Linked DNA regions of Homo sapiens: region 2 is linked to region 1. Evidence: chromatin loops called from intact Hi-C (ENCODE). Cell type or tissue: mammary epithelial cell. All regions are shown on one strand. Links, peaks and the distances in the headings refer to the core of each region. The heading gives the core; the rest is flanking DNA. Region 1 has its middle 29 kb from the start of CD2. Region 2 overlaps IGSF3 (immunoglobulin superfamily member 3).

The links. Peaks named below come from ENCODE experiments on the same cell type or tissue, not always from the same donor. Only the 100,000 strongest peaks of a DNase experiment are listed, where the experiment ranks them.
Region 2: a loop joins it to region 1, with 3 times the contacts of the local background. A loop is called at or near these places in 1 of 110 quality-filtered maps.

Annotation. Positions count from the first base shown.
Region 1 is chr1:116,721,114-116,730,599 of GRCh38, reverse strand. No RefSeq gene overlaps it. Among named protein-coding and RNA genes, the nearest start is that of CD2, 29 kb to the left of the region's middle. In mammary epithelial cell, for the core only: CTCF peaks have their summits at 5,658 (motif pointing left) and 7,576 (motif pointing right); a DNase peak (open chromatin) is centred at 7,939; H3K27ac peaks cover 445 bases.
Region 2 is chr1:116,642,373-116,651,858 of GRCh38, reverse strand. All of the region lies in intron 2 of IGSF3 (immunoglobulin superfamily member 3), which reads left to right. Among named protein-coding and RNA genes, the nearest start is that of IGSF3, 21 kb to the left of the region's middle. RefSeq lists enhancers at 4,208-4,938, 4,939-5,669, 5,670-6,401, 8,291-8,974, 8,975-9,486. In mammary epithelial cell, for the core only: a CTCF peak has its summit at 5,289; a DNase peak (open chromatin) is centred at 4,908; H3K4me3 peaks cover 239 bases; H3K27ac peaks cover 845 bases; H3K27me3 peaks cover 120 bases.

The DNA of each region.
Region 1 (9,486 bases), core at 679-8,678:
GACTCCCGAGTTGCTGGGATTACAGGTGTGCGCCACCACGGCTGGCTAATTTTTGTATTTTTAGTAGAGACAGGGTTTCACCATGTTGGCCAGGGCTGGTCTCAAACTCTTGGCCTCAAGTGATCCGCCCACCTCAGCCTCCCAAAGTGCCGGGATTACAGGCATGAGCCACCGTGCCCGGCCCCAGCCCAGGACTCCTAAAGGAGAGGCAAAATCTAATCAGCACAACTTCTCCCAAAGACTGGTAGGAAATCTATGGAGAAAGAAATACTCTCCTGTCTGCTGAGAAAAAGGGAAAGAATTAAACGAGGATATGCTGCATCAGTTAAAGCTTCCCAGGAAAAGATAAGGGTGGCGAAAAATCAGAATTAGATCACGCCAGCCAAAGCAAATAAGGAGAATAAGATGTGCTTTTACAAATATCAGGAGGAAAGAAGATTATGGAGAGGAAATAAGACTTAATTAATGCAGAGGACCATGAAATTAATGATGACCACAAATGACTAAAATATCCAATTCATTTTTTGTTAGCCTTTAACTAGGAAAACAAAGGAAAGAAATTGAGCAATTAAAGAGTAAGGACCAAAAAAAAAAAGTAAGAACAACTTGAGAGAAGAGTTAAGTAGACGCTGGCAGGGAGGAGGTCTCTGCACCCTGTGGTCCTCAAACTCTGCAGGCAACTTCCTGGGACGCCATGGGCTCAGGGAACAGCCCAGCCCCTCATTGGCACTGGGCTGGTGGGCAGGATGCCTGAAATTCTGAGCGCAACCAATTGACAGAACTTCCCCACTTTCTGGGGAAAGACAGTGAGCGAGGAGGGGAGAATGGGAAGGAGAGCCAGGCCAGGGTCTTCAGAGAATGGTGACCTTGGAGCCATCGTGACTGCTCCAGGATAAACAGAGAGGCAGGTTCCACTGGGCTTCCGCATCACCCCTCCCTTCCCATTCCTTCTCTCTGCTTCTGCCTCCAGTGCTCACCACCCTGTGTTTGGTGCACATCTGTTGAGCTCTTCCCTATGAAAAGCACACCAACAAGATTGTCATCTTCATGAGAAATGGAAGGAAATACAGAGCATGCTGAGGGAACTAAAATGGCTTGTCCTTTTTTTGCTTGAGGGGAGATCACGTTGATTTCTGTAACTTGCAACCAAAAGTCCTTACTCATACAGCCCTGTTCTACAACAGGCACTGGGGATACAAAGATGTGAGATTCAGTGCTGCTCTCAGTGAACTCACAGCCCAGGAAGGAGACATACACACACACACACACACACACACACACACATCTTTGCAATATGGTGTGGTGCACACAATAATGGTGGATGTATGGACAAGGTGCCTTGCCAGCTCAGAGGAGGAGTGAGCAGCGCTGCTCCAGTAGGCCAGTGAAGAAGGCTTCTAAGAGTTTCTTGTGCTTGCTCCTGAAGGATGACTAGAATTTTGACAACTGGCAAAGGTGCACTCTTTAGACAGCAGGAAGCCCATGCGCAGAGGCCAAGAGGCACCAATAGCCTGTAGTATCCAGCATGTAAATCATTCCTTTTTCTTTCTAAATCTTTCCAGCTAAACCCTCTGCCTGCCTAATATTCCCTCATAATTCAGATATTTCTTGCTAGAGAGAGAGTTGTAGGAATAGGTTCAACTTTTGGCTAACATCAAGGATTAGGCCACTCTCATCTCCCTTAATTGCATTACAAAAGAAAACTGAAATGTGAGGACAGTGCTTACCCAAAGCAATAGGTAATGCTGGTGGCCTTTCTGACAGTGACTGGCTACAGGGAGTAGCTGGGGAAGTACATGGGCTCAGGGAAGGCAGGGCCAAGGAGGCCAAGTCCTATTCTCTATCTCAGCAGCAATGGGAAGCTGCTGAGAGGTCTAAGTAGCAGGTGACAGGGTAGGTTCGAATTTTTAAAAAATTACTCAGGTTTCGATGTGTATATAAATTGGAGTGGGCCATGTGATGTGAATACAGGTCCAGGTGACAGATGAGCCTGGGGCTCAGATTAGTGCAGAGGCGGTGAAGATGGAAAAGAAAATGGGCAGGATGTAGTGATGAGCTGAATATGATGGTGTGGAGTCAGGGTATGGAGAGGAAGGTATCAAAAGGGACACCTTGGGGTTTGGAATCACGTGTCTGGATGGGGATGCACTAACCAGGATGGAAAGCCCTAGAAGAGGACCCGTGGTGAGCCTTACCCAACCCTCAGCTCCCCTTGTTCTTGCATGTAGACCTGCCCAAGGGCCATTGGAGGTACCAGTGCTGCCACCATCACCCTGATTGACCCAGAAACTGATACTTTGATAATCAACAGGCCATGTCATGTCCAGCTCCCCCAATGGAGGGACGTGGCACTGTCAGACAATGTGGCCTTGGTGTTTTAACTTTGGTCATTCTGTATTGTGTTTGCTAACTTTTGGGGATGGGGGTGGGGAGGAGGAGAGGCTAACAATTAAGATAAAAGAACTGAAAGGAGCTTCGACTTGGCAAAAACATATTGAAGAGTTACATGATCAATCAATCATAAAGCGTTGAAATTGGAAGGAAACTTAGTAAAAAAAAAATCTTTTCCAGAGCAGTTTTGACAGTAGTTCAAATACCCTCTGCTTTAGTGTTTCCAATCCTAACAGCAAACTGTCTCAAAAAGCAGCCGGTTCCATTGTCAGAGGACTCTGATAGAAGGAGACAGGGTTTTCTTGTATTGAGTTGAAATTTATCTCTGAGCAACTTCCACTCATTTGTCTTGGTTCCATTCTCTGGAGGGAGAGTAGGTCAACATCCCTTTTAAAATGTGGTGCCCAGAAAGCAACATAAGACTCCAAATGTGGTCTGATTTAGTTAAAGCCCTGTAGGGAATTTAGAGGGGGAAGAAAAATAAAGCCACTGAGTTAACCAGCTTTAAAAAATGACAGTCATAGAAAGCTCCCATAAGTGGAACCTTAGAATCATAAACTAAAGAGAGCCTTTGAAAATACCCAGCTGGTTCATTTCCTTGCAGAGGAAAATCACACCTAAACCTGTCTAACCCAGAGATACTGACCTATTTTTTAAGATCTCTAAAAGCAAGTGTTCCACTGATGTTTATTGCAGAGAGATTTCTTACAAATCAATCATTATAAAATATCTTCAAATCACTGTTTTCTAGTAGACTAATTTGTTTTTACATTTTCCTCTTTCTCTTGCTATTATCTTTCCTACCACATAAATTGTCTTCCTAATGAAGCCGCTTATTGTATCATATTCTGGGAGTGCATGTTCATCTGCTCCTGTAGTGTTTCAGTTCCTACTGCATTAATTAACTGCGCTTCCTCTATTATTTTCCTCTTTTTTGCATGCGATCCATGGCATTTATCCTTATATTGTTGCATAATGCTTTGTGCGATGGATGTGTTCTCAAAATTGTGTGCGAATCTAATCTCTGTAAATTGAGTCTCTTCAATTAGAAGTGCCTTCCAAATGCATTTCAGATGTTCATTATTTAAAGTCACTCTGTGGGAGGTGGCTTGGTAGAACAGGAAACACAGGACCTTTGGGTCTTCCTCTTACAAGCTGTGTGACCTTTACTGGTGACTTTATCTACCTGAGCCCCAGTTTCTAATCCATGAAATGGGGACAAAAATGCCTTCTCTCAATATGTTGTTGTGGACAATAAGTAAGCTAAGAAAAAATTACTGCAACTTAAAAAATAGATGTCTTCTTGTCTTTAAAGCAAAGAGTCCTTTTTAAAGAAAATAATACTCTCAAAAATCTATTTTGCAAGTTCAGATGTTTTTGCATCACATGTTCTTAAAGGAGAACACAAGCATATTTTGACTTTACTGTCTGGCTGTGGCAGCTTTCTACCAAACTTCTTGGATTCATGCCTCTAGAACCGTGTCTTGTCTGGGCTGACTTTCTCATCTGCAGAGGTGAACATGTGCAGCGTTCATGGCCATCTTGCTGTGTCCCTGCTTTTATCACTATGCTTGAGTTCTTGAAGCTTAAGTTACATCCCTTCTGTTTTCATTATCATTTAAATATCTCTTTCTGAATATCCTAACCTGCTCGTTTCCATGTTATTTGGATCCTTTTTGTTTCCCCAAGAATCACCCATCTCTCCTACCTGACTCTGAGTTCCACAGGCCAGGAGTAGTGCATGAATGAATGGCTAATGACCCTCATTGAGAAATTCTTTCTATAGCCTGACACATGGAGCAATTCACTTCAACTCTCTGAGATTCCATTTTCTCATCTGTAATATTAGGATATACAATGATATCAGTGGTTTCCAGGAGGCTGGGGTACCTTCTCCTTGGGGGTCTACAATGATAGCAATGGAGCAATGTTTTTAAAAGCTCAAAAGAAAGTGCATGTGTTGCCAGTTAAGGCTATGTTGCCTAATATGAACACTGTCTCTTGCTCTGGTTGAATGATGTCAACTCTGCAGGTATCATAGATAAAATCATGTTGCTTAGCATGTGTATCCATCAAGATTCTTGGCTGCATGCAATAGAAACCAAGTCTAGTTGACTTAAGCAGAAAATAATTGCTTTGGGAAAATGTCTGCCAGCTCCAGAGCAAATGAAAAGACAGGAAGACCAGACTCTGGATATGCGCAGTAGCCAGGAAAAGCTGAGCAATGAAGAGCTCAGCCAAGGTCACACCACAGAAGCGGCATGGTTGGGATACCACTGGACACCAGACACCGACCCACTGGAACCACCAGGACATGGGATGTCACTGCCCAGTGGACTGCATTCCAAACCATGGTTGCTGCTTTGTGTTACTTGCTCCAGATGCAAAGTCCCAGGTGAGACCATCCAGTTGGCAAATTTTTTTTTTTTTTTTTTTTTTTTGAGACAGAGTTTTGCTCTTGTTGTGCAGGCTGGAGTGCAATGGCACGATCTCGGCTCACCGCAACCTCTGCCTCCCGGGTTTGAGTGATTCTCCTGCCTCAGCCTCCCGAGTAGCTGGGATTACAGGCATGCACCACCATGCCCGGCTAATTTTTTGTATTTTTAGTAGACACCGGGTTTCACTATGTTGCCCAGGCTGGTCTCAAATGCCTGACCTCGTGATCCACCCACCTTGGCCTCCCAAAGGGCTGGTATTACAGGCGTGAGCCACCGTGCCCGGCAGAGTTGGTAAATCTTAAGCCTTGTGTGCCCTTGTCCAGCTGCTGAAGGACAGGGACAACAAGTATTAGGCCATCAGAGGCTCTATTTTATTAGGAGAATTCCCCAAATATAAGAAGGAGATCAGCTGCTGGACAGCCCACAAAACGAAACAAAGCAAAATCCACTATGGTTGCTAAATGTTTATTTTTTGTTTATTTATTGATATATTTTTTTGAGACAGGGTCTTACTCTATTGCTTAGGCTGCGGTGCAGTGGTGCAATCATAGCTCACTGTAACCTCAAACTCCTGGGTCAAGCAATCCTCCTGACTCGGTCTCCCAAGTAGCTAGGATTAGGACCATAGGCATGCATCACCACACCCAGGTTATTAAATGTTTTTTATGACCAAAAACACCAACAAAACTTAACTGACGGTAGAAACACAATATTTTGGAACACGAGATCAATGGAAGAAAAAAATAATGAACAGGTTTAACGATTAAAAAAAAAAAGACTGACTGGAACAGGTATCTCTAATGTTGTTCACAGACTTAGACGCCCCCTGCAGGCAGGATGAAGGAATAAAGACTGGACTGATTTTCTCAAGCCCTTTCTTTCATTGACTATATGCCATAATAACCTGGACTTGTAGAATTAATCACTGCTTAGAAATAACTAGCTCATAGCTGCTACACATAAGAGAAAACAAAAGTAATAAACATGGTATGGAGGTCCTATGGTTTGAATGTGTCCCACAAAGTTCATGTGTTAGAAACTTAATCCCCAAACCAACATTATTGGGAGGTGGGACCTTTAAGAGGCTCTGCCCTCGTGAATAGATTAATGCTTTTCTCGCAGAAGCGTGTTCCTGGATAAAAGGATAAGTTTGGACTGCTTCCTGGTCTCTCTCGTGTCCATGCTTTCTTGCCCTTCCACCTTCCACCATGGGATGTCACGGCAAGAAGCCTTTCACCAGATGAAGGCCCCTGTACCTTGTACTTCCCAGGCTTTAGAACTGCAAGAAATAAATCTCTGTTCTTTATAAATTACCCAGTCTCAGGTATTCTGTTATAGCAGTACAAAACAGACCAAAACAAGTGGTTTCTTTTATATAAAAGAAATCTGAAGGCGGGCAGGCCCAGGTTGGTACCGTGATTTCATGGTGTCCATGAACCCAGGCCTCTTTTGTTTTTGCTCTGCCATCATTAGTAGTACAGGGCTCCCATCCTCAAAGACACTTCCTTAAGGCTGCTGGAGCTCCAGCCATCATGTCTGAATTCCACATAGGAAGTAGGAGGAAAGGTGAAGGGACAAAAGACAAGAGAGAAGATATAAACTGTCTGACCCCTCTTAAGACTTCCTGAAAGTCCTGAAATGTACATTTAGATTTAACAATGTCTGCTTGCATCTTATTGACCACCCTTAACTGTAAGATAGCCTGGGAGTTGCGGTCTTTTATTAGGGCACATGGTCACTCAAACATTGTGTGAGCAACTAGCAGTCTTCACTTCCCCAGGGAAGTCTCAAAAGTAGTGAGAAGTTTGGTTTAGAGGCCTTTGACTCTCCCTCTGCTCCAACTTTGTCCTCCCCTGAGTCAACTTTATGTGATATCACTTAGGACAAGGGAAGCTTCCAGGGAAGACACCAGCACTGAGGTCTTAGGACCACCTCTCTGCAATGTCTAGAGAGTGGTATGAGCCCTTTGAGGAGCTTCCTAGGAAATAACCAAACACTGAACATTTATTGAGCATTAACCTTCTGCCAGGCACTGTGTGAAGTGCTTTATCTCCACCCTGTTACCCCATCCTCACAACTGCTCCTCGAGGTAGGCACAATTGTGCCCATCCTGAAAATGAGGGAGCCAAGGATACGTGGCCATAACTTGCCTGATTACAGTTAGTGAGTAGGGACCAGGATGGAAACGTGTGTTTATCTGACTTCTGAGCCAGGATCTTAACCAACACGCTGCAGCTGTGCTGTCCCATACAGTGTCACTGGTCACACGTAGCTGTGTACACTTAGATTTAAATTAATTAAAGCAAAGTCAAATTTAAAATTCAGCTCTTCAACCATGCTGCCAACATTTCAAGAGCTCAGTAGTCGTGTGTGGCTAGTGGTTACCATCTTGGGCAGCAAAGCTATAGAACATTTTCAACATCACAGAAAGTTCTATTGGACAATGCTGTGCCAGAGGAATGGATCATTATTGACTTTCATTCGTCATCACAAATGGGATGATGAGAAACTTTTTTCTTGCCCTAGCCTCTTTTCCTGTTTTCCAGTTGTCTTGTCTTCATATATTATACAGCCCAGCCATACAAAGAGACAGAAGAAATTCTGAAGAAGCAAATACCAACCGAAGTTGAAAGTGGCCGCTTGTGATATTTCTACTGCGACAATACTTTCCACTCTGGGGTAGGGGACCATTGTGGAGGGCAGGGCAGGCTTGGTGGGGAGGATGTTCCCTGGTGTCTGCAGTCAGCTCAGCTCACAGGGTGAGCACTAGATGGCATGAATTCCTGAGCACAAAACCCTCTTATTTTTTAATTCTGTTGTTTAGCTTTTCTCTCCTTTCCCTACTTCGACACATGCCAAATGTGTTTCAGTTTAAACCTGCACTTTTAAAAGGTTGCAAAGCTCCCAGCTGCTGCAAAGTCAGGTTTTTCAGAACACATTTGCATCTTTTCTCAGTTGCTGCCTTAATTACACATAATAAAGGTATTTAGTTATAGACAAATAGCTGATGAGCCCGAACTATAATGAAAAGGTCTTGCCAAAAGCCATTTCCCTTGTCAAGAGAGAACTTGCTCAAAGACAGTGGGAAGCTGTGATTCATTCTTATGCCACAAGTGTTACTACAAGAAATTCAGTTCACTGGGAGTGGCTGGCACACAAACTTCAAGCAGTGACAAAGTCCAGAGTTCTCAGCTGTTTTCTGCAGCCACCACTGATGCCTTGACTAGAAATGTGTGATGAGAGAAGACCAACACCATTTGTGACTGGTTTAACAGGAGTCAGCAAACTTTGCAGCTGACCACCTATTTTTGTTAATAAAGTTTTATTGGAACACAGTCATGCTCATTCATTTACACAGTCACGCTCATGATTTATGGCTGCTTTCATGAGACAACAGTAGAGGTGAGTAGTTGCAGCAGACGCCATATGGCCTGCCAAGCCTAAAGTACTTAATAGATGACCCTTTCCAGACAAAGTTTATTGGCCCCTGGCTTAGAAGGTAGGAGTTGGACTAAATTGGAGTTCTCAGCCCTATCTCTGTAGGAGGGCTGGCACTGACCTTTCCCCTCTCACCTGGCCAAGATGACCATCTCTCCCCTGCATGACAGCCCTACCTTCTTTCTGCCTACCTGTCTACCTCCTGGCCTCCTGCATTCTATTCTCCTCAGCACAGCCAGAGCACGCCCCTTTGGAACATAAGCCATTTCATGTCACTCCCTTACTCAAAGCCCTTCAAGTGCTTCCCATTTCACAAAGAGTAAAATCCAAAGGCCTTCAAGTGGCCTGCAGGGCCCTATATCAGCTTCCCCGGCCATCCTAGCCTTCTCACTGAGCCTCAAACTGGCAGGCACTGTCTCCACTCAGAGGCAGAGGTGGCTCACTTGCCACCAAAAATGCCCATCATAGTGTGCCCTTGCTGCTGGAGGCAGCTGCCTAGCAAGATGCCTCAGCATTCAGGTGTGGCTGAGGAGTGGTTCTCCACAGCAGAACATGACGCGAAGTGGTGCTAGTCACTCCTACTGGGGGTGTGGGGAGGGGGTGTCTTAGGAACCATCTGTGCCTTCTCTACTCCCCATCTGCCCACTTACTGGGGAGGAGTTTGGGACCCTTGGAAATGCGAAAGCCACAAGATGGAAGTTGTTTGGATGTCTGGACCCAAATGAAGACTGCTGTCCATCAACCAGCAACATCATGTTGAACTGGAGCATGAGCAAGAAGTAAACATTTACTGTGCTGTGCTCTTATTGTGAAGTTTGGGGATGTGTTTGTCATGACAGTTAGTAGTACTGTAACTCACATAGGGCCTTTGTTCCTGCTGTTCCCTTTGCCTGAAATGCTCTTCTGCAAATACTTGCATGACTTTTCACTTCCTTCAGGTCTCTGTTCTGATGGCATCTTATCCGAGCAATTTCCGCAGATTACCCCATATAAAATAGAAGCTCACCCACCCCAGCATTCCTCTCTGCCTGACCCTCTTTTCCTTTTCCTTTTAGCACACATCGCTTGGCACAGACTTTACCAGCTCGTGGCTCGGTGCCTGAGTTGTTTGCTGTCTTTCTCCCTCCACTAGAATGTAAGTTCCATGAAGGCTGCCATCTGGTCAGGGTGTTTCCACATGCCCCCACCACTTAGTATGGTGGCTGTCACAGTGTGGGGG
Region 2 (9,486 bases), core at 1,011-9,010, 79 kb after region 1:
ATAATTAATTACAATCCTGAAGTTGGATTGTACTTTTGTGAGTAATGGTTTAATAAACTAGATTTTAAGTTCCATTAAGATAGGGGTTACTTCTGTGTTGTTTGTCATGGTGTCCCAAATCCTTCCTTAGCCTACTGCTTGGAATAGAGTAAATATTAAGTTGAGCTTTATTGCCATTTTGATAGGTCAGAAGCAGTCGAATGTCAATAATGTCACATAGTTCAACCTAATAGTTGCTCAGTCAATATGTATTGAATGTTGAATGCATGTTGTAATCAACGATCCTATGGTAGGCTGCATTTAACACAGTTTTCTCTAGCCAAAGAAATGCTAGCTATGGTATTTGAAAAGGAATTCTAAAACTTCAAACAGCTAAAACTGGTGATCTGTGATATAGACTGTGGGACTGGATATCTGTGAGACTGGAGTGCCTTTTGTCCAGTATATTTTCTATGCAGTTCTTGGTACATTTCCCAGCCTCAGGTGGGAGCATGTGTATTTGGGTCTGGAGTGCTTGTCAGTAGCCCAAAGAACCTGGGAAGAGTATGCTGGAAAGCTAAGATGGAAGGCAGGGATAGGAGCCATTTGGCCTGAAGAAGAAAGAGGCAGGAAAGAGATACTGGCATAGCCAAAGAAGCCTTCCCTTTAAGTCTTAGTGTAGGGAGACTTACTTTTCCAGACCAGAGCTCATGAGATCATGCACTCATTCCACAGATTTGTGTGAGTCTGTGATGTGCTCAGTTATGGCTAGGCATGGGCGTTCCTTATTGTGAGCTTCCTTTTTGTGCCTGGAACTTCTGTCTGAAGGGTTGTGGGCTGGACTGTAGACCACTGGTCCTCAGAGGCAAGGGTTGAACTGAGGAGAAGGCCCCAGCTGGATCCCGCTGGGAGAAGCCCAGCACTCTGGCCTGGGGCCTGCTCCCTATCTGTGGAACTGGGAGTAGGGCCCAGGCTAGGGCTTAGATCAGAGCTTCCCAAACCTTCTGTGTTAAGAACGTTTTTGCATCTGTTTGGATTTCATGGCTCTTTTTCCATTTTCTGTGCACACATGTCCAATTGTAGCACCCTATTATAATGCACACTCTTTTCTCACACCCACAGGATAATTTGTAGTTCCACAGCTATTTGTTGAGCATCCTTATCTGCCAGCACAGGATGGGGGTGGCAAGTGAGGGGAAACACAGATATGTGGTATTGGTCCCTGCCTGTGGTAGACGTGATTGGTTACCTACAGTGGCTCTTCTTTTCTCTTCCTGTTGGCAGGACCCAGTTGGGTTGGATGCCACACCTCTCCCACATGCCACTCAAGGAAAGGTGACCCTGCCTCCAGCTCTAGGGTACGTGCTGATTGAGCTGAGCCCATCCTGGAGGCCCGTAATTTAGACATGGGCGTGTGACATGGTTTTGGCCACTGAGGTATGAGAAGTCTGCTGGGAGATTCTGGGAAAGATGTTTTTCATTGTAAAAGGAAATGCAGAAGGGACAGCTTCTTTCACTAGATTCTCGGACATGAAGCAGCCATCTTGTTGCAATGAGGAAAGCAGGTTTGTTGAGGCCAGCAGACGGGAAGAGATGGGAAAAACCCTGAGGGCCAAGCCCCTGAAGACTGAACAGTCCAATCTCCATACATTTTGTCCTCACTGTTGAAGCCAGTTGAGTTGGAATTTTCTACTACTTATAGTGTCTAACCTATGTTAGACACTCCCTCAAAGGAGCATGAAACAGGATTTCTTCTTGTACCATTCAGATTATCATCAAAAAGCACATTATTCAGAGACAGAGCTTAGCTTTGTGGTAAGGCAGAAAGGAGAGGGGAAAGCAAGTTGGTAGGAAAGAGTTGAGTGAGGAGATTGTATTTGAAATGGATCCTGAGGTAGGATTAGGATTTGTGTGGGAGGAGCAGAAGGGCGTTCTGGGGAAAGGAATGGTGGCATGAGCAAACCTGTGAAGACAGGTGTGGATGTGGCGCTGCCAAAAAACAGGGAGATTATGTCCTGACTAATTCCACGGACAGATTCTAGAGCACCTCAAATTGTGAGTTTATATGGTGACACGTGACTTATGCAGCCGGAAAAGTATTACAGGCTTATGAACAGGGGAGAAAGGAATGAAAGTGGGCCTTGGGAAGAAGGATAAGGATTAAGTAGCTGGGTACCAGGTTCTTTGGAAGGGGAAGAAAGTAAAAGGCCAGTGACAAGTTCAAGCTACTGGAATAACTCACATTTGAGTTGATAGCAGTGCGGGGAGGGAGTGAAGCTGTCAAAGGAAGATTGTAATAAATTAACTGGTGAAGAAGGGTAAGATGGATATCTAGGGGAGGAAGATGGAAGAGGAAGATTTTAGGAAGAGGAAGATTTTAGGAAGATGCTGTTTGCCTTTTGCCACTATGGCTTTGAGGTAATGAGGAAAGATCTAAGTAATGAGGCGTTGAATTCATTTGAAAATAGGGCTAGACTTTGGGAATGAGAGGCCAAGGGTTAAGAGGATGTGGTAGAGGCAACTCACTAGACATGCACATACTCCAGATTTTCCAGCCTCCCTCACAGTTCAGTTGGGGCCATGTGACTAGCGTTAGTCAATGAAGTGGGAGAGGAAGGAACCAGGGAAGAGCCATGTATTCCTCCATTGATTCCTTCCATGCCACAGCAGCCTTGGGCTAGGGCCAGAAAGTGTGGCTGCCAAGACGGGGAGGGCTGTCCTTCCAGGACCAGACTTTGACGGTTCTTGCTCAGCTGGGAAATCCTGGTAGAAGCGAGATCTGAAGCTGTAATGGGTGGCAGTGCTGACAGCTATTTGTGTTGGGTCTGGGTGGTATGTGGTCTTCATGGTACAGTTGTCTACCTTCTCCTGACTTGATTTGCTCAGGGGTCTGCTGTCAATGGGCTGGAGCTTGCTGGCTGACTCATTCTACCTCTAGGACTCTCAGTGTTTCTGGGGGCAGGTTTACATCTTGGCTGTCCAGGGAAGGGCATCCTTGTTCATGAGCTGTGCTGGTGAGAAGGCTGCTCTCTCCACAGGCACCAGAATGCCAAGTGCCTTGCAGAGGAGAATGTTTGGGTGGCTGGGGTCCAGTGGTGACCAGGTGGAGTGTCTCAATTATCTGGCTAAACATGGAGCTTCAGGAAGAAGTTCCAGATCTCCAGACCTGAATAGGAATAAGGTGCAAATCCCATCTTTCAAATCTTTCCCACTCTCAGAAGAGTCAAAATGTGCCTTTTCTGCAAGCAGTCCGGAGCTAGGCACTTTGCACACGCTTTGTTACAGTGTTGCATCAATCTTGCCTGGCTGAATCATGGTGTTTTCCTAAGGGCAAAGGGCCTTGTGAGTGCTGGGAGGCCTTTGGCTTTGGCATCTGGTTTTCGTCAGGCAGCAGGTAAAAGTGCAGATGGCGGGTCTGACTGTGCTTTAAACAAAGCAGAGTTAGACACGTGGGAAAGGCATTTGAGAGGCACCTCTTACTCTGTGTGTGATCTCCCGTGCATCCTGTTTCTTCTCTAACCGAACACCTCAACTCCTAATACCCAGAGGAAAACCCTTCAGACTTGGGAGACAGCCGGCATTGCTGGCATTGTCCTCTCTGGAGCTTTTCTTGATAAGTTTGAAAATTTAAAGACAGTGGTGGCACTGTTTCTCTGTTGAATGGAGAGTTGACATTCTTATTTTTCCTTCCTCTTCTACAAAACTGGGGTGTCATCAGATCAGTGTTTGCTGCTGCTGTTGCGTTCTTGGGTAGCCACTCTTTTTTTTCTTTTTTTGAGAGGGAGTCTTGCTGTGTCGCCCAGGCTGGAGTGCAGTGGCCCAATCTCAGCTTATCGCAACCTCTGCCTCCCAGGTTCAAGCGATTCTCCTGCCTCAGCCTCCCGAGTAACTAGGATTACAGGCGTGTGCCATCACACCCAGCTAATTTTTGTATTTGTAGTAGAGATGGGGTTTCTTCATGTTGGCCAGGCTGGTCTTGAACTCCTGACCTCAGGTGATCCGCCCGCCTTGGCCTCCCAAAGTGCTTGGATTACAGGCGTGAGCCACCGTGCCCAGTCAGCTGCTCTTATTTTACACACTGCTTCTGGCTGATAGGCCTACAAGGTCTAAGCTTAATCCCAGAAAAAGTGCTACCCGAGTGGTCTGTCAGTCGGCCTTTCGTTTGTTTGTCTTGTTCCGGTCATCCTTGCCTCTGTCCGCCCAGACAACATTCAATCAACATTTGTTATGGAGCCAGCAGTATGATTTTGCAAGTTACTTTTCTAAACTCTCATTTCCTCATCTGTAAAATAATAGGAAATACTCATTAGGGTGATTTTAAGAGTTAAATGGAAACATCTGAGGAAAGCACTTAGCATCGGTCTGGCACATAGTAAGGGCTCAATAAATGGTGGTTGTCATTATTGTTGAGCAGAGCCAGGGGTTGCCACCCCGGTCAGCTGATTGGCTGTAGACATGGTGTGACCATTTGGAGCTGGAATTTGGGCCACACTCAGCACATAGTTGCGAGCCATAAAGGCACGACCTTTGGACCCCATTGTCACCTCCCTTGGAATATCTTGGTGTTCTTGTTTCAGTCTGATAAGGCCATTGTAGCTGGGTTCTAGGTATCTCTGAGCATGGAGCACTCACGCCAGCCTCAGACATCGCTGTCAAGGGCATCGGCAGCAGTGAGGTGATTCCTCAGCCGGTCATTTGGGCATCGCTGCCTGGGTCTCTCCTGACCTTCAGCCTCATCTTTTTTGTCACCTGCCATACCTTTGCCTCTAAGTGTCCCCCAGTTTTTATTGCTGCCCTCTCCATCTGCACCAGTGCCTCTCTCTGCCAGTTCCACTGTTCTCTCGCCTGCTCTTTAGGATTTCCTTTGTTTTGCCTCCTTGCCTGGTGCTTTCAGCAAGCAGCGCTGACGTCATCTCAGGAACTGTGCTGCGTCTGAGAGAAGAACCTGCATTAGCCGTTTAAGTGTGCGGTGCTGGCAGAGTACCTCCCTGAAGGTGTCCTGGGGAAAGTGAGTGATTGCTCACTGGGTGGTGAGCCAGGGGCAGGGTTTGGGGAGACATCTGCATTAGCAAGTTAGCATCACTTGAAACACAGGCATGTAACAGGCAAGGACGTGCTCTTCAGCTACCAGGCTGTCCTGGCTGTAGCCGGTGGCCACAGACCTGAGGGACCCCGGCTTTGTTCCCTTAGCTGGCTTTGTTCCCTTAAGCTGCCTTTGTTGTCTCAGTGTAGCTCTCTCTACCTCCTCTGTATTTCACCGCTGACAACTCACTCGATTCTCCCTCTGGCAATCTTAGTTACCTATGAATACTCTTTAACGCCATCTTCTGCCTTCTCAATGAATTAAGGAGATTCTCTCCTTGACTGTTTGTGAGCCAAAACCTAACCTTCTCTTGGCTGATAAGTATTAATATATTGTGCTGAGAGGAACTTTTGGAGTAAAATTAGACATCAAAAAGAACTGGCACAATTAGTTTCCAAGGCTTTTAAGGTTCCTGGAAGTCTTCTGAATCCATCCTCTTTGTGTGGACCCCCCCCAATTCTCCATCTTCCTCCTAAAAATAACGATAATGGCGTTTCACCAGAAGCCGGACAAAAGAAGGCTCTGTCTGTTTCGCCTGTGGGAAGTGACAGGAACTGCTGAAACTTGTGTTCCGTGTCACAGAGCCAAGGGTTCACACGGTGCAGAAACAAATCACAGTGTGTCACGGAGACTTTTTCTGTCTCCGGCCCCACTCTGTATTTGAGCCCAAATGTGGAGGGAGATGCTGCAGTTGTGGGAAGGCACTTCTATGACCCCTCATTAGGGTAGAGGAAGTGAGAGGCCTGAGGCCACAGCCAGGCTGGCCTTTTGCAAAATGGTCAAATCAGCAGCAATTCGGCCCTGGCTCCCACTTTGTGCCCCACCCACCAACTCCTGCTACCTCCCATCCCCACTCCCAGCGCAGTCGCGTCCATGGCTTCCAGGGCCCCACCAGGCTGCCCTCCCTGTCTGGCTGTGCTCAGCCGCTGTCCTGGTTCTCCCCAGCATTTCAGTACTTTCCTGAGTCCTCCTGCTGGTCCTTGACTTGGCTGGTTGGAAGGTTTGTGGATCATTAGAGCCACTTACTCACACTGAGGAAAGAAAACAGAAGTGGATATTTGGGGAAGGCCTATGTGTTGCTTGCTCTGTGTGTTCACTCACATTTTCTGATTTCCTCCCTACAGTTCCCCTGCCCGGGGAGTGTTATGCAGCCACCTGTACAAATGAAGCAGTTGAGACCCAGTAAGCTTATGTGATTTCTCCAAGTCATAGCCAGCATGGGCCACTACTTTGAGCTCTAGATAAGGAAAAGGAACCTAGTGTTTTAAAGATTTGCTTCATTGTGGTATAATTTGCTTACATACAACGGAACTCACCAGTTTAAAATATGTAATTCTTTGTTGACAAACATGAGCAGCCACATAATCACCACCTATCAAATATGGACCATTCCTCTGTCCCCAAAAAGTTCCCTTGTGCCTTCTTGCTACCAGCCCCTTTCCTGCCTCCAGGACCCCAGCCTCAGGGGACCTGAATCCTGCCACTACAGTTTTGCACTGTACAGAATGTGATGCACATGGCATCCTACAGTGTGTAGCCCTTTGAATCTGGCTTCTCTCACTCAGCACAGTGCTTTTGAGATCCCTCCATGTTCTTGTGTATATCTAGTTCACGCCTTTTTATTGCTGAGTAGTGTTCCGTTTTATGGATATACCACATTTTGTCCATCTCTTCACAAACTGATGGGCATTTGGGTTGTTTCCAGTTTGGGGCTACTATGAATACAGCTATTAGGATGTGTACAAGTCTTTGTGTGGACACAGGTTTTATTTCTCTTGGGTAAATACTTAGGAGTGGGATTGCTGGGTCATTTGGTAACTTTGAAAGAAACTACCAGACTGTTTTCCAAAGTGGCTGCACCATCCTACCTCCCCACCAGCCATGTATGAAGGGGACCGGGTACTTTTGATGCCTAATCTAGGTTCTTTTCCCTATATCGTAGTGTCACTGGCTGCTGAGGTGGGAATTGCTGACTATCACATTCACATGCCCTGAGCCTGTCCTTTTCACAGGAATTTCTTGGGAAGTCTGACCATTTGGAGCCAGTTGCTGGTGGGGAGGTTTCCTGAGGAGGTCCTTTCATCACACAGGGCCGCCTCCTCTGATGGCTGATCGCCACACACACCCTCCTTTGCTGCCCATCCTCTCTGCTGTCACCTTGGTTCATAATTAAGATTCACCTGTGGGTGACGTGGGACCCACTTGCAGCCCATGGACACTGGAACAGTCCATTCTGTGCAGTTCGCTTCCTGGCTTTCACGGCACCTACTATGCTGGCTCCTGGCCAGAGATGGAGTTAGAGGTGTCCTGTCCCAAATGAACCTGCATGCAGAAGCCACTGGGGCAGTGGGGACACTGCCTCAGCATCATCACGGCTGCCAGAGGCTGAATTCCTGCTGTGCAGGGCTGTGTGGAACTGCTGCTGTTATATGGCGCATCTCCCGTCTGGAGCTTGCTGCTCAGGGCTCTCCTTAACAAGCGGCCAAATGACTGCAGTTTTCTGCATTGTTTTCCTGTGAGGTCCCTGATGTTTTGAAAGAGCCAAAACCAGACAGGGATGCTATCAGGTTGCAGTTCTGCTCTGCTGTGGTGTTTCTGTGAAATGGAGAGGAGGATTTTGAGGAATGTGTAGTTGGGTTTACTTTTGTCTTTATTTGTGGGCACGTTTCCTGAGTGGGGACCACTGATAATTAGGTGTTCTTTGGTGTAGGGGCCCAGATGGACAGCGTGGGACCCCTTTCTAAGGGATTGTCACAGTGAGAGGGCTGAGCACTGAAGTTTATCTTGCAGCATGCGTGCTGGGAGCAGCCCCTCCAAATTGGTGCACGTGTTTGGGGAGGGCAGAGACCAGGGCATAGACTGGCTGGCAAACTCGCCTGCTGGGCTGAAGAGTCCTGACCTTGCAACTGGAAGCTCTGCTTTCCTGCCCTTTCCCTGATTCCTGCTAATTTTATGACCTTTCATCAGTCACCTGACCTTTCTGGACTTCAGCATCCTCACTGTAGAATAGAAACAATGATCCCTCTTTCACAGGGATCGGAGGATCTGTCGCATGTCAAAGCCCTTTCTACACCTGTGACAACACAAGACGTGCCCGTAGACACCTGAGCATGGGCGTGGCAGAAGGCCAAGCTCACACCCAGGAAGCCACCTGCCCTTCTGCTCCTCATCCTTGTCAGTCGCTGTGCCTGCATCCCCAGGAGGACCTCACGGGACTGGGAGGGCCTGGGACAGGCTGGCCACAGGCTGGCCTCAGATCACCAGGCATTGAGACCTCCTGCTAGCCTCAGGCTGACAGTAATAAATGTACAAAGGAGGACAGAGCTGCTGAGGAGCAGCTGGGAGTCCAGACACAAACGACTGTCGGAGGAGTGAGTCAGGGCCTCTGAAGGTCACTTGAGGAGTGTCCGCCCTGAATCATTGACCTGCGGCATGAATGGAGAAGTAGCTGGGATACCAGCCCTGGGGCAGTTCCGTTGGGTGGATCTTTAGAAGAGAGAGGTGGCGTGGGAGGGGTAAGAGCACTGATTTGGGAATCAGAGACCTGGGTTCTTTAAGTCACTTTATCCAGGACTAGCTGTGTGGCCTCAGACAGGTTGATAGCAGTTTCCTTTCTGTGAAATGATCAACTCCAGAACTATTGATACCTGTCACATTGTGTTTGGGGAATGAGACTCAACAGCGGAGCCTGCACCATGACCCTGGTGCCTCTCCCCCATCCCCCTGCGCCTTTTGGACCAAGAAGTGCAGGCATAGATAGAGCTTTGCAGCCTCTTTTGTTCCTGGATGGTGGATCCCTGTGGTTAATGAATAATTGCTTTAGGGGCAGAGGTGAGGGGAGTGAGTATTGCAAGTGAAGATGGGTGGGACAGGGAGGTTCCAGGTGGTGAAATATTTTCAGGCAACAATCTGCAGAGAAACCTGACCATGACTCAGCTAAGCAGTGGGCTCACTGGCAGGTGGCCCTGGTGGCCCCCTGCTGACATCTGCTACTACTGTGTGCTTCCAAGTCCCAGCGAGCAGCAGCGGTGATTGATGATACTACAGCGCATCCCAGGAGCTGGTATCCCAGGGCAGCGCTGCACCTGCTGGCAGCCAAGCTCTTCAGGGCAGGACACCGGCCCACAGCCTCGGAGCGCCCAGTTCCAACCATCAATTTTAATTCTTGTGAGGCTTTTCTTTTTCACATTTGGTTACCCTGTTGAACCAATCTGCTTCTTCCCACCACTATGACAGTTTTTAGCTCCGTTCTAGGCCAAATTTTGCTCTGGCCCGAGTCCCACTGTTTGTTTCTTTCATGTGTATCTTTTACATTCTGGGAGCCCTGACCGACTCCCAGTGCCTGAGCCCCTTCCCCTAAGCGTGGGGACTCCCGCCTCAGGTCTGCCCTGTTCCAGCTGCTGGAAGGCATCCAGAATTCTAAT